Regions from separate parts of the Homo sapiens genome. Here all the other regions are linked to region 3. The links are chromatin contacts, found by Hi-C or POLR2A ChIA-PET in ENCODE. All regions are on one chromosome and are shown on one strand. Each heading gives the region's core, a stretch centred on a gene start or an enhancer-like site at or near the end of the contact. The rest is flanking DNA. Distances are from core to core; before and after follow the strand shown.

Evidence for each region. Hi-C counts contacts between places; a loop is a spot of excess contacts on that map. ChIA-PET counts read pairs that join two places held with the same protein, here RNA polymerase II (POLR2A). Pooled maps may share reads with other maps.
Region 1: a loop to region 3 is called in a pooled map, with 3 times the contacts of the local background. The contact joins the promoter of ANXA4 here to the promoter of NAGK in region 3. A Hi-C loop is called at or near these places in 1 of 37 single-sample maps with no recorded cell type and 1 of 50 pooled maps. POLR2A ChIA-PET finds 5 or more read pairs at or near these places in 1 of 52 experiments (CD8-positive, alpha-beta memory T cell).
Region 2: a pooled map shows a loop between it and region 3 (8-fold over the local background). The contact joins the promoter of NFU1 here to the promoter of NAGK in region 3. A Hi-C loop is called at or near these places in 9 of 50 pooled maps. POLR2A ChIA-PET finds 5 or more read pairs at or near these places in 3 of 52 experiments (CD4-positive, alpha-beta T cell, CD8-positive, alpha-beta T cell and naive thymus-derived CD8-positive, alpha-beta T cell).

The regions. Positions count from the first base shown.
Region 1 is chr2:69,738,693-69,743,491 of GRCh38, reverse strand. It overlaps ANXA4 (annexin A4), which reads right to left and starts at 1,358. Exons shown (of 13, transcript NM_001153.5): 1 at 1,317-1,358. RefSeq lists silencers at 1,090-1,329, 1,540-1,719.
Region 2 is chr2:69,435,606-69,440,633 of GRCh38, reverse strand. NFU1 (NFU1 iron-sulfur cluster scaffold) reads left to right here and starts at 3,199. Exons shown (of 8, transcript NM_001002755.4): 1 at 3,199-3,273. The coding sequence starts at 3,212. RefSeq lists an enhancer at 3,194-3,343.
Region 3 is chr2:71,066,813-71,071,225 of GRCh38, reverse strand. It overlaps NAGK (N-acetylglucosamine kinase), which reads right to left and starts at 2,578. Exons shown (of 10, transcript NM_017567.6): 1 at 2,514-2,578; 2 at 640-724; 3 at 387-485. The coding sequence starts at 2,542. RefSeq lists a silencer at 2,293-2,352.

The DNA.
Region 1 (4,799 bases), core at 109-2,608, 1.3 Mb after region 3:
AATCCCAGCACTTTGGGAGGCTAAGGCAGGTGGATCACCTGAGGTCAGGAGTTCAAGACCAGCCTGACCAACATGTTAAAACCCCATCTCTACTAAAAATACAAAAATTAGCCAGGCGTGTTGGCACACGCCTGTAGTCCCAGCTACTCGGGAGGCTGAGGCAGGAGAATCTCTTGAACCCAGAAGGCGGAGGTTGCAGTGAGCAGAGATCATATCACTGCGCTCCAGCCTGGGCAACAGAGCAAGACTCCATCTCAAAAAAAAAAATCTAGGGTTTGGTTATCAATAGAGTTACCAGTTACCTCCTGAATAGCTGAGACTATAGGCACGTGGTGGCATGCACCTGTAGTCTCAGCTACTCAGGAGGTTGAGGTGGGTGAAACACCTGAGCCTGGGAGGCAGAGTGAACTGTATCCAGCCACTGCACTCCAGCCTGGGCTACAGGAGTGAGACCTCGTCTCAAAACAAAACAAAACAAAAAATTAAAGGGCAAACAGTAGGGAGTGGAAGGGGGTGGTGGGGTGTCATGGACTGGTGGGCAGGAGAATGGATAACTTGGAGAGGGACACCTTATCTATCCTTCCCACTGTCAGCAGGAGAGAGCAGATGCCCAGTTCCATGTAAAGCACGAGTTATGCAGGACCCACTCTGCTCTGTCAGCTCAGAAGACTTGCATTGCCCCGGGGGTCACTTCTGCCGGTAAATGGTTGAGAAGCCTTCCTCCTTGGCACCAAAGTCTCCAGCTGGTCAAAGTCATGACAAAATGCTGAGACTGCGCCACCAGCCAACTCAAGTCATGGACCCTATAATAATCAGACTCCGATGTGCCGGGCACTGTGCCGAGGGCATTAGACACACGAGAAGGTAAGAAAGTGGTAAGGATCTAGGAGAAAGGAGTAAGTTTCTTAAATGGAGTAAAGAATTAAAAAGTAAACTGTAAGAGGTGTTAGGAGGAGTTAGCTACAGGCAAGATTATCTCGGTCCTTTCTTTTTGATGCAAAGCCTAGCACATGGACTGAATAAATAACTGCCGTGGTCTCTGACCCGCGTCCTGAGCCGTGTAAGCGGCCCTGGATGTCCTGGATGGTGCCAGCGGTTAAGCACCGCGCTCGCCTCCCTCTCGCCCACCCGGAGCGAGTCCAGGGCCCGCTGGCCCCCTCCACCCTGTGGCCGCCCGGGCTTGCCCGCAAGCCGGCGGCGAGCACCCACTCTGGGGTGCAGCGCGGAGCCGGGCATCCCCGCGAGACGCTCCCGGGCCACGCTCCCCGTTCCCTGAGCCCAGGACCCCCGGCCCGGAGCCCCTTTACCCCTCGTACCGAGGCCGGGCTGCGCTCCTCCTCTGCGGCTGCGGAGGTCACACCCTACTCAGGGCCAGACAGCGGGTCTTATCCGGGACGGATCCGCCCCACTGTGGGGTGGAGACTGAGCCCAAGTTCCTGGTTGTTCCTCTGCCCACGAGACCGGAAAATCCCTCTCTAGGGGAAGCGCACCTGGGGCCCCGGGCCGGGACGGCCGCGCCAGGAGCTCTCGGAGAGGCAGGCCTCGACCCCCGGCGGGTCCGCCCTCCACACGTGCCTGCTCCCCAGGCCCGCCCGGTCCCCCGGCCTCGCCCCCTGCCCGGATTGGACAGTGTCCCCAGTATCGCCAGCCCCGCTCCTGGCCGCGCAGGGTGGGAGCAGTTGGATTCTTGGGGTCCCGTTTCCCGGGCGCTCCACACCCTCGGAGGGCCGAGCCCGGGCCACCTCGCCAGTTCCTCCCTGCGCCTGCCGCGCCCAGCTCCGCGCCAAGCCGGAGTCCCGCGGCAAATCCGCGCTTCCCCCCACCTCGGGAAACCGTTCGTCTCCCAACGGCAGGTCGTGCCGAGCCCGTGGCCGGAAAAGTAGAAAGTGAAATCTGAAGGATACATTTCATTCCCCTCTTTCACATGAAAACACACATTCCCAAAAGTTTCCAGCACTTCCCTCTTCCCTGTGCGCCCAGCAGGCCAGGAAAGCTTTGGAGTAGGAGTTAGGAGCAGCCCCGGATCTTTGTACTCCTGTGAGTGACTAAAGTTTAGACACTGTCCGTAGCTCCCAGGTTCGGCTTGGCGCGGCGCTCATCCCTTGTAATAGTTCTGTGTTTTCATATCTGCTTCCCCTGCTGGACGCAGCCTCTTGAAGACACCAACTAGGGCTAGGTCGTCTTTGCACCCATGCCCAGCACCGATTTCGCCACGTAGTGAATGCTTGCAGAATGAATCCGTTGAGTCTATAGGCAAATTCAGTTTTTTTAAAAAACAGAGAATAGCCCGTTTGGGGAGTGTTTTCCATCCGACACATCAAAATCTAAGTGGTTAATGGCACCCTTAAAGCTGGAGAGGTAACATTAAATTATTTCATTAAGATGTAATTTTAAAAGGTGGTTTAATATGGTTTAGAGCACGGGTTTTAGGATCAGACTGATTTGGATACTAAAACTGGTTCTGCCTCTTTTATCTGCATATGATAACTTAAAAAATTAAGGCTGGGCACAGTGGCTCATGCCTGTAATCCCAGCACTTTGGGAGGCCAGGGCAAGTGGATCACTTTAGCCCAGGAGTTCGAGATAAGCCTGGCCAATGTGGTGAAATCCCATCTCAAAAAAAAAAAAAAAAAAAACATATATATAGCCGGGTGTGGTGGCATGCGCCTGTAGTCCCAGCTATTCAGTCGGATGAGGTGGGATAAACACCCAAGCCCGGGAGGCAGAGGCTCAGTAAGCTGAGATTGCGCCACTGCACGCCAGCCTGGGCGACAGAGTGAGACATTGTCTAAAAAAAAAAAAAAAAAAAAAGAGGAAGAAAGAAAAGAAAAAGAAAGAAAAAAAGAAAAGAAAACAAAAAATAAATAAATAATTAGCCGGGTGCATAGCCACGCCTGTAGTCCCAGCTACTAGCCAGGCTGAAGCAGGAGGATCACTCTAAACCCAGGAGTTCAATGTTGCTGTGAGCTATGACTGCACCACTGCACTCCAGCCTGGGCGACAGGGTGAGACCTTGTCTCAAAACAAAAACAAAAACAAAAACAAAACAAAACAAAAAATTAAAGGTCAAACAGTAGGAAAAAAAATGAAATACAGATAATTCATTTCTTAAGCAAGATTAGAGAGACACTGCATCCCTTACAAGCAACAATTAGGCCAGGTGAGGTGGCTCAGACTGTAATCCCAACACTTTGGGAGGCCCAGGTGGTTGCTTGAGGCTAGGAGTTTGGGAGATTATCCTGGGCTACATGGCGAAAACCTGTCCCTAAAAAAGAAAAAGAAAAAGAAAGAAAAAATTAAGCTACATGAAAAAAATAAAGTTTAGGAATGAAGTAGATGCGTTGGCACCCCGCGTAAATAACCTTTACTAGGTGGGTGCATCCAGCCCCAGGTCACTGCCCCTTCATTGCCCCCATCTGCTGACATCTGCGCTCAGACCAGACTGAGGAAGCCATGGCCAGAGGCTAACTTTTTTAGCTTATAAAAGGCCAGGAATAAATCTGTGGTACCCTTCATATGCCAGAGTTCCCATGGGATCAGACTGAGGATAAACTTCATCAGAAACCATATCTTTGCTCAGTTTCTCCCTCTGGCCTATCCTATTTCCCTCACTTACTCGGAGGCTTCCCTCGAGAATACCCTCACTACAGCACTTGCACAAGAATCCTAGGGTCAGGCTCTGTTTCCAGGAAACCTGATCTAAGAGTATTTAAAAAATTAATATAATTGTTGAAATTCCACTCCAAGGAGCCTTTAAATTAAAGATAGGGCTGGGTGCTGTGGCTCACGCCTGTAACACCAGCACGTTGGAAGGCCGCGGTGGGAGGATGGCTTGAGGTCAGGAGTTCGAGATCAGCCTGGGCAACATAATGAGACTCTCTCTCCCACCCACCGTGTCTCTTTAAAAAAAAAAAAAAAATTAGCCAAGCCTAGTGACGCACGCCTCTAGTCCCAGCTACTGGGGAGGCTGAGGCAGGAAAATCACTTGAGCCCAGGGGTTTGAAGCTGCAGTGAGCTATGCCTCTGCACTCCAGCCTGGGTGACAGAGTGAGACTCTGTCCCCACCCCACCCCCCTAAAAAAACCACTTTTTTAAATAAAAAAAAATTAAAAATCTCACAAGGACAAGGGAACAAGAGAGGAAAAATAATAAGAGTTTGGAACCTGGAAAGCACGTGGACAGGTGATAACTGACTTAACAGACCTCAGAAAGCCGACTTCCAAACCAGGAGTAGGGAAAACCGAGAAGCAACATGACAGTAGGATTTCTCGGGATAGGAGAGTTTGCTGCACTGGATGTGTCTGAAAGTGGGTGTGTAGGTGAGACTAAACCCAGGACGATTTCTTGTAAGTCTGTACAAGAAGCAGTCAGCATTCCCAACACTGCACAGTGGCCACGGTCCCTCTTCCACGAGGGTGGATGATTGGAAGGATGTTCTCTGAAGAATCATGCAGTGGCTCTCTGGAATGGGGACATCAGATGTAGTTGAGGTGTTCTGGTTATCTAAGGCTGCCTAAAAAACCATCCCAACACTTGAAGGTTACATAAAACAGTGACCATTATATCTCATGATTTTGTGGGTCTGAATTTGAACTGAGCAATTCTTCTATTCCACCTGGCATCAAGAAAGGTCACTTGGTGTTATCCAGCTGGCAGATGGGCCAGTCTGGAGAACTCACATATTGGGTACCATGATAAGAAGAGCTGGAAGGTTGGTCTCAACTGGCACTGTCAACTAGAGCATCTACACATGCCCCTTCACATGGCAGGCTCAGGGTCAGATTTCCTTCATGGAGGCT
Region 2 (5,028 bases), core at 1,950-4,449, 1.6 Mb after region 3:
GGTTTGTTTGTAGAGACTCCCAAGTGCTGGGATTAGAGGCGTGAGCCACAGCACCCGGCCCTGATACTTTTCTTTTTTAGGCTAGTCAATGGGCCTCATAATTTAAAGGGGCTCACCTTCCTCAGATAACATGTTTTTATTCTGCCAGGGTTAGTGGCTCATGCTTGTAAACCCTCCATGTTTCCCAGCATGGTCTCAAACTCCTGGGCTCAAGCAATTTGCCCACCTTGGCCTCCCAGAGTGTTGGGATTACAGGTGTGAGCCACCATGCTCAGCAGGTATTCTCATTGGTTTACAGAAATAACATTGTTAGTGACTGGCCATGCACTGTTGAACTATAGGGTATATGGCATGTTAACGGCTTCTTGACATTAGTCTAGTGTATACATAGCAAGTGACTTCAAGAAGTTGTTACTTAGCTCAAGGGCGAATGAGATATTACTGCTGCTACATTTTAAATGCCTCTCTGGGCCTGATACTTTTTCTAGTGCAGGCTTGTGGTGCAGGACTGGCAGGCAGCTCTGCTCATGGCCCTGGCATGGGATCCACTAGGCGAAGCCAGCTGGGCTCCTGAGTCAGGTGGGGACTTGGAGAACTTTTATGTCTAGCCAGAGGATTGTATATGTATCAATCAGCACTCTGTGTCTAGCTTGGGGTTTATGGATGCACCAATCAGCACTCTGTATCTAGCTAATCTGGTGGGAACTTGGAGAACTTTTATGTCTGGCTAAAGGATTGTAAATACACCAATCAGCACCCTGTGTCTAGCTCAAGGTTTGTAAATGCACCAATCAGTGCTCTGTGTCTAGCTAACCTAGTGGGGACTTGGAGAACTTTTACTCTAGCTAGAGGATTGTAAATACACCAATCAGCACTCTATGTCTAGCTCAGGGATTGTAAACGCACCAATCAGCACCCTGTCAAAACGGACCAATCAGCTCTCTGTAAAACAAACCAATCAGTACTCTGTAAAATGGACCAATCAGCTCTCTGTAAAATGGGCCAATCAGCAGGATGTGGGTGGGGTCAGATAAGGGAATAAAAGCAGGGTGCCTGAGGCAGCAGTGGCAACCTGCTTGGGTCCCCTTCCATGTTATGAAAGCTTTGTTCTTTTGCTCTTTGTAGTAAATCTTGATGTGGCTCACTCTTTGGGCCCGTGCTGTCTTTATGAACTGTAACACCCATCGCAAAGGTCTGCAGCTTCACTCCTGAAGTCAGTGAGACCACGAACCCACCAGAAGAAACAAACTCCGGACACATCTGACCATCTGAAGGAACAGACTCTGGACACACCATCTTTAAGAACTGTAACACTCACCACAAGGGTCCATGGCTTCATTCTTGAAGTTAGCGAGACCAAGAACCCACCAATTCCGGACACAGTAGCACAGAGGCTGTGGGTGGTTTGACTAGAGCAGGCCCTAAGAATGGTGGGACATAGAAGCCTCGTTTCAGGGGTTTGAGGAGTGGGAAGTGAAAAACTAGAGACTAAGAGTGCAGACCATTTTTTTAAGCCACTTGGTTCTGAAGGGAAGAAAAGAGTGTGGAAGAGGATTTGGGGCAAGGCAGGATTTTTCTTATGATAAGGAATCCATCAGAGAGGGAAAAATTGAAGTCTGAGAAGAACGATTGTTCCAAGGTGGAAGAGCCACATTTTATTTTTGATTGAGGGTCAAAAACAGAGCCTTGGACTGCCTTGCGGTCTAGAATGGGTGTGTGTGGGGGGGTGGGTGGGGGGTTGGATGGGGGAAGATCACTGGGTGGGGGGTTGGATGGGGGAAGATCACTAGTAGTTAAAAGCAAGTACGCAGCATTGGGAATGAACCAAACTCGTAGGAGGCACAGCCCACTCAGTGTGCGGGCCCGGGCGAGCTGCAGGCCTGAAACCCACCCACCCTCTTAGATGTGTCTGTGGGCCATAGAAATTACTAGGGTTGTCTTGGGTGTGGCCTCAACCTGTTCAACAACAGGTGTGCTGTTTCCATTCTGGAAACCAGTCCTCTGTCTTCCAGAACAGTGATTCTCAAATTTTAGCTGGCATCAGAATCCTGGGAAGGGTTTGTTAAAACACTACTAGGCAGGGTGAGGTAACCTAAGAGCTTTTGGAGGCCCAGGTGAGAGGGATCACTTGAGGCCAGCAGAGTTCAAGAGCAGCCCAGGCAACACAGGGAGACCTCTTCTCTACAAAAATACTACTACTACTACTGCTAATAAAAGCCAGGCACCGTGGCTCACACCTGTAATCCCAGTGCTTTGGGAGGCTGAGGCTGGAGGATGAATCACTTGAGCCCAGGAGTTGGTTTTGGTGAGCTATGATCGCACTCCTGCTCTCCAGCCTGGGCAACAGAGATAGACCCTGTCTCTGGAAAAAGAAAAAAAAAAAAAGCAAGTAACAAAGATTTCTAGTCCCCACCTACAGAGATTGTGCCTCAGTAAGTATAAAGTGGGGCCCAGGATTTCTAACATGTTCTAACGTGCATTTCTAACGTGTTCTCCTGCTTTTTTTTGGCCCCTAGTCCGCACTTTGAGAACCGTTGTCCTAGAGAAAACGGAATACTCCAGGAAGGTTCTGGAAGAATAGGTAATGGGCTTTGGCACTCTGCCCTGGAAACTAGTCAAGTCTCATGTTAATCGGAGAAGGGCAGCACTGTACCAGATACATCCTCTGTGCGGGTTGGTCCAAGATGACCAAGTGGCAGCTGACAAGCACAGCTATGAGGAAGGGTTAGACACAGTTCCACATCAGACCCATGGGAAAAGGGCAGGAGAAATGCGAGAACCTTTTAGAAGGAATGCTCCAGGGAGTCTTTGGGGGCAGTCACTGAGCTGGGCCTGGAGGCTGAGTAGGGTCCTAGAGGAGGGAATGGGTCAGGTTTAGGGGCTGGAAACAGCATTCGCAAGGCAGCACCAGCACCAGCTAAAAACCTAGCCAACAGGGAAAACAAAGTACGGAAACACGCATGCGTTCACAGTGCTGCGTGAATTAACCAAGCGTTGGCGCAAACGGGAAAGGTTCCCCGGCCTCTCTTGGTCAGGGTGACGCAGTAGCCTGCAAACCTCGGCGCGTAGGCCACCGCACTTATCCGCAGCAGGACCGCCCGCAGCCGGTAGGGTGGGCTCTTCCCAGTGCCCGCCCAGCTACCGGCCAGCCTGCGGCTGCGCAGATCTTTCGTGGTTCTGTCAGGGAGACCCTTAGGCACTCCGGACTAAGATGGCGGCGACGGCCAGGCGGGGCTGGGGAGCTGCGGCTGTTGCCGCCGGGCTGCGCAGGCGGTAGGTGACGAGCCTGGAGCTCCGAATAGGTGTGCCGCTGGGCTTAGCCAGCGGAGCGGTCGCCGCCTTGCAGACCCTCTCTCGAGGCGGGTGGGTAGTGCATCTGATGGAGCCGGCGGGTCCGCCCTGTCGCCGTAGTTGGGGGTGAGCCCTGAGGCTGTCTGTGCGGGAGCTCGGCGCTTCTGTGGCCTAATCCGGGCGGACTCTCTGGAGCTTCCTCTCAGGCTCAGAGACCCAGTTCTTGAGTCTCTGCGGTACGGAAGCTTGTAGAGACTGGCTGTAGAGCCAGAACGGAGGAGCTGTTTTAAAATCGTGTGCCTCTCCCGCCCCCAGGCCCTCTACCGGGTGCATTCCCTCCTCTTCTAAACGCAGAATCAGAATGTCACACAGAAGGGAAGAAAATACCTTGTCTCGTTTCCTCATTTTCCCAGTAAGGCCCTGAAAGAGGAGGTGACATGTCCAAGGTTACACAGTTTCTAAGTGATGGAATTCCGACGAGAACCAGGACCCCTAGATTCCCTGCACCCACCACCATTAAGCCCACTCTGTTCCCTTGTTTTTTCCGCCTCCCTGAGCCCTACCTTTGAGTTTCACCTTTCAAAGACTTCTGTGAACATTGCTAAGAGGACATTTATGTAGGTGTACCTTAATTTTACGTCTGGAGAAAATGGCCTACGGAGAGTTTGCCCTCTAGAGTATTAGACATTGTAGTGTTAATGGTGCTCTTGAAGTTTAAATGTATATCCTAAAAAGATTTAAGTTGGTAGAATTTTTTGTTAGTTACCTCCTGTGTTTGAGTAGATGTCTTCCTTGAATAATGTAATCCACTCTTACTTTAAAAAAACAAGACTTTAAACCTGTATGTTGGAATGTGCTTCCTCTTTATTCATTCTGCTGCCTTTTCCCTGGGCTGAAGGGACGAGAATATTATTCTTCTAGTGCATTTCCAAATTCCAGAGTATTCACAGATTTAGATACTGAGCTATAGAAAAAGGCATTTTTACCCCAAACCTTGAACTGCACTCAATTAGTAATTATTGGGCACCAATTAAATAATGGTAGCAGCTGCCATTTATTGAGCACTTACTGCATGGCCTGGCACTGGTTTAAGCACTTTACATGGATTCTCTGGATTATTTATGAGGTAGCTGTGAAACTAATCTCATTGTAGAGATGAAGAACTGAGGCCATTGTGCTAGCAGCTAGAAATGAAGATAGTTTCTCCCCTTAATGAGTATGCAGTCTAGCAAGAAAAATATATTAACAAATAATGACAGTCATGAGTGCTGTAATAGATTCATGTAATTTAAAGTGGTGTGCCGGGCGTGGTGGCTCACGCCTGTAATCCCAGCACTTTGAGAGGTCAAGCTGGGCGGATTGGCTGAGGTCAGGAGTTCGAGACCAGTCTGGCCAACATGGTGAAACTAAAAAAAAAAAAAAAAAAGCTGGGCGTGGTGGTGTGTGCCTGTAATCCCAGCGAGTTGGGAGGCTGAGGCAGGGGAATTGCTTGAACCAGGGAGGTGGAGGTTGCAGTGAGCCAAGATCACGCCACTGCACTTCAGCCTGGGTGACAGAGTGAGAAAAGCGAGATTATTTCCATCTCAAAATAAAGTGGTGACAGCTCTTACTGTGATCAACACTGGAGCTAGTGTGGGGAGTGGCAGTCAGGACTTCACAGATTATTTGATTCCCATTCAGTGTTGATTCCATTGTTCTCTTGAATCCTCGGTGCCAATCCTTTTATCTCTCCAATAG
Region 3 (4,413 bases), core at 1,329-3,828:
TCTATACTAACCACTTTGCAATGTATCATGCCATTTTACTTTCCCAACAACTCTGAGGTAGCTACTATTCACATTTTCCAAATGAGGAAACTGAGGCTTAGAGAAGGTGAGTAACCTACACAGGGTTACGCAGATACTGAGCAGCAAAGCTGGGATTCAAACCAAGGTCTCAGCAGCTCTCCAAAGCCCTGTGCTCTTCCAACACATTTGTAGTTTGTAGGTGGCAACTGAAGCCATGAGACTGGGTGAGATTATGACAGTTTTGACACCAGGGACTAAGTCTTGGAGGTCTTTCCCTCTGCAGTCATCAAACTCATCTAGTCCAAACTTGCTAGCTGTCTCAGTGTCACAGATGGCTGAATTCCCAGGCTCCGCCCCAGACTCACCAAGCTTCGCAGCGGTACCAGAGGATCCACCCCTGCTTTCCGTTTGGCCCTGTTCACCATCTCATTGATCCTCTCCACACACTTGTCTGTCCCGATCAGCTGGCCCCAATCAAGGGAAGAAGGAGTTACAAAGGCTTACAGAAGCTATGTTGCCCCCACAGGCTGCTCTGTGAGTCCCAGCCACCACCTCAACAGGAATTACAGAGAATAAAATCAGAACCAAGCCCTCTGATCCCCTCAGTGTGGTTTTTACCCAGTGGTTTGTGCTCAGTCCATCTGCTTCTGCCAGGATCTTCCCATCCTCTGAGACTAAAAGGACCTCGGATCGTGTGCCTCCCCTACAGAACACAAGAGGGCACTTGATCTTGCTCGGAAAAACCCACAGAGAGAGCTAAGCTTGTGCTGTCCACACTGGCAGAGCCCAGTATGATGGAGGAGACAGCTTCGACAAACTCAATCACCACTCCCAAACCCGCCTCTGTGGTTCAGTGTTTGAGTGCTCTTTAACTGAAACATAATTCTCACTCCTCTTCCCTTGGGGATGTCCTCCTTATCCTGCAAGACTCTACTTACGCTTCACCTAGTCCTCGAAACCTTTTCTGAGGTGTGGCCCACCCCAACGAATTAGTTAAGTCTCCGTTAGTTAAACCTTCATAGTGCCTCCAAAGTTATTAAAGTCTCCTCTGTATGAAGTGTGTGTTCAGACGCTTTGTGTCCGCCTCTCACTAGACTTCAAGCTCCACTGGGTCAAGCTCCTGATCACTTACTTACCCTCTCAGAACGAGCACAGGAGCTGGCACAGGCAATGCTCAGCAAACACTCCTAAGAAAAATGGCACATCTCTCTGCTTCCCTCACAATAGCTAAAGACTGCATTTCAAGATCCAGCTGCCAAGGTCTTCAAGACACCTTTGCTAGAAATGCTGACCAGATGGCAGGGTGACTTCATACATACTTAAGCAACTAAACCTTCAAATGTTGATTACTGGGGGTCACAGTAGTTCACAGGGAGATCTGTGGTGATGGGATATATGTTTCTTTATTGATCATTACTTTTAGGAATGGCAGAAGAAGACACTGAAGACCGCTCATCAAACTCAAAGAGGACATGAAATTTCAAGGGGGTAGTTAATACATGAGGTGGCAGATTCCACATCCAAAAGCATGTCTTGACGAACTGGAAGAAACGGGTCATATCTTACAGATGACTATAACAAGGATGAATGCAGACTCCTATACTGTTTTTTTTAAGTGCTACAAATACAGGATGGGAAAGATCATTCCTAACAATTCATGTGAAAAGACTTTGGGGTCTGTGAATCAGCAGTGGGGTGTGGCTGCCAGAGAAGTGAAAACAATCACAGATTCGAAAGTACAGTGCCCTGGCTGAGAGGCCAGCGACCCCCATTATTCCCTGATTTGACAAACTCAGATTCACAGAATGTTGCCACTGGCAGGGACATAGCGATCTTATTTATCCCTATCCTCACTTTGCACATACGGTAACTGTAGCCCAGGGAGGGTAAATATCTTGTCCATGGTCATACCCAGGGGCAGAGCTATTACAAAAAGTTCAGTAAACAAGCTTCTGAGCAGAAAAATGCAATCTAGTGAAAGCAGCATGGAAGGCCAACAGGGATGGAGCGGTTTTCAGACATCAGGACAACCTAGTACTCTGGCTCGCAGCTGCTCCAGCTCCCGGATAACCTCAGCCAAGATCTTTGTCCCGCTTCTCCCCACTCCCACTCCCCACCCTGCCCGCGCTCAGCAATTTCACACCTGACACCTGTTCTGCAAAACTCTGTCCGAGGTCAGGAATAGGAAAAAGGAGCTGCTTCTCCAGCTGAAGACAGCGGAGTGGGTGTTTCGTGGAAGAAAGGGGCGTGGTTCCGCCAAGAAACACAAAGGATCCCCAACCCGGGGTGTGGCTGTTGCACAGGCAGAGTCCCCGTAAGGCATACAGCTGTGCGCTCCAGGGCGCCCCTGCGCGTGCACACACCTCTTCACCGCAAGGTCCCGCCGCCCAAAGTGCCCGGACGCCGAGGATCAAGGCCACCAGCTTGCCAGGCTGGCCACGGCCTTCCGCCCCGCCTTCGGGCCCAGGCTCCCTCCGCCGGGCCGCACTCACCCCTCTACACCCCCATAGATCGCGGCCATGCTGCTGCTACCGTCGCTGCTGGTCCCGCCGTTTGCGTCTCTCCCCGCCTGACACCTCCTTCCCTCCAGCTGTCTGGGCACCGCCCCACTTCCCGTGACCTCCCGCGCAGCCAGCTGACTCCCTGTGCGCGTGCGCATGCGCGGGGCGGGGCGCCGGTAGGAGCCGGGGATGGCTGCGTCCCTCAGGCTGTCTTCCTTCTGGTGTCTCCTCCAGGTGGAGCGACTGCGGTCCGCAGCGGCCCCTCCCGTCCTCCTGGATCCTGCTTCCAGAGATGGACACTAATCCCAAGAGGAGGAATCAAAGAGGGGTATCTAGGTCGGTCGGACCCTTAGGACACATCACTGACCTGCCTGCCTGTAAACGCCCGGAAGTTGCTGGCAGTCCCGCGTTAGGTTGCGCGTGCGCACTGCTCTTGGCCGCGTAGGTTGTGACGCATGCTCGGCCAGACCCCCGCGAAGCTGTGGGCTCAGGGACCTGCGCCCATGGACCTGTAACAGAAATTACTGTAATGTTCTACTGAACATCTGCCACGCGATGGCGAGTCACACGGGCACACACGAACACTCGCTCAGATTGTTGCCCTGCGCTCGTGTGAATGTACGGATCCGGGAGGAATTGGGACCTAAACAGACAAGCCCTCGAGGCGGTCCCGGCAGCCCTGAGGAGGGAGCCTTCACCTCTTCCTACCCACCCAGTTTACTTCTTGTGGAGGATATTTGCAGGGACATAGCCCACTGGGAGAACTAGCAGATACGGCTTTACAAGTTTTTTATTGCCTTTCAGCCCCCATTCCGCTCCCCTTCCTTGCGCTGCGTCGGGAAAGGGAATGGGATCCCTAGGGGTGCAAATACAGGCCAAGTCAGGGAGAGCTGTGGCTCCTGAGGGCCTCCTCTGGCTCCTCCGGGAAGTTTTGGGCCCTCAAGGAGCAGCTTCGCGGGCCAGGAGGGCGGTTAGCTGCCCTTGGCATCTTTTTGGGGAAATCAGTTGGCCTGTCGCGGGTCGAACTCTGTCCCCCTTGACTGCCTGCCATCTTCTGGAGAAACCCCTAATAGGCTGCTGTGTCTGGTTATGCTTTAGTGAGAAAATTAGGCTTTTTAAGCTTTCTCATTTCCTACCCTACCACGTTGTAATTCACAAAAGTAAAAAGTAAATCACTACATGATAGACTCTGTATCATGTATTCATTTATAGAATATATATCATATATTCTATATCAGATGGAGAATATAATAGAGGGTAGGATTTTTTTATGCCTGCCTATGGCATTTTTTTAATTCACAGCACTTTAGAGCTGGAAGATTATCCAACATACACATTTTTAGAATTACAGTTAGTAGATTGTGGTGCAATTAAACTGGGCAGGATTTTTGGAGACTAGATTGTAGGTGGATTTTGAAATAATTGTTTCTGTCCTGTACTACTGCAATGAGCCATGGGACGTATGTGTATAAATATTAAGTTTGTCTTTGTATTGCTTGTTTAGGCAAGCAAGCAAAAGGGAAAGTGCCCAGGTTTAAGACAAGAATTGAGTTCACCATTTACTAGCTGGATGAGCTTGGGTGACTTACAGGTAATTGCTGCAGCCTCTCCTCTACAAAATGGAAATGATAAACATCTACCTGCTGGGGCTGACGCAAGATTTAAATGCCAAAAGAGTTTTGGAAACCATAAAGTACTTCACAGATCTTAACTAACTTGTATTTACATTACCAATTAGTGTGTGCTGTCCTGCACAGTATCCATATGTGAATACTGAGCACTTGAAATGTGGTTAGTCCAAAATGAGATGTCCCGTCAATGTAGAATACACACAGGATTTCAAAGACTTACTACAAAAAAAGAGTGTAAGATACCTCATTAGTCACTATTA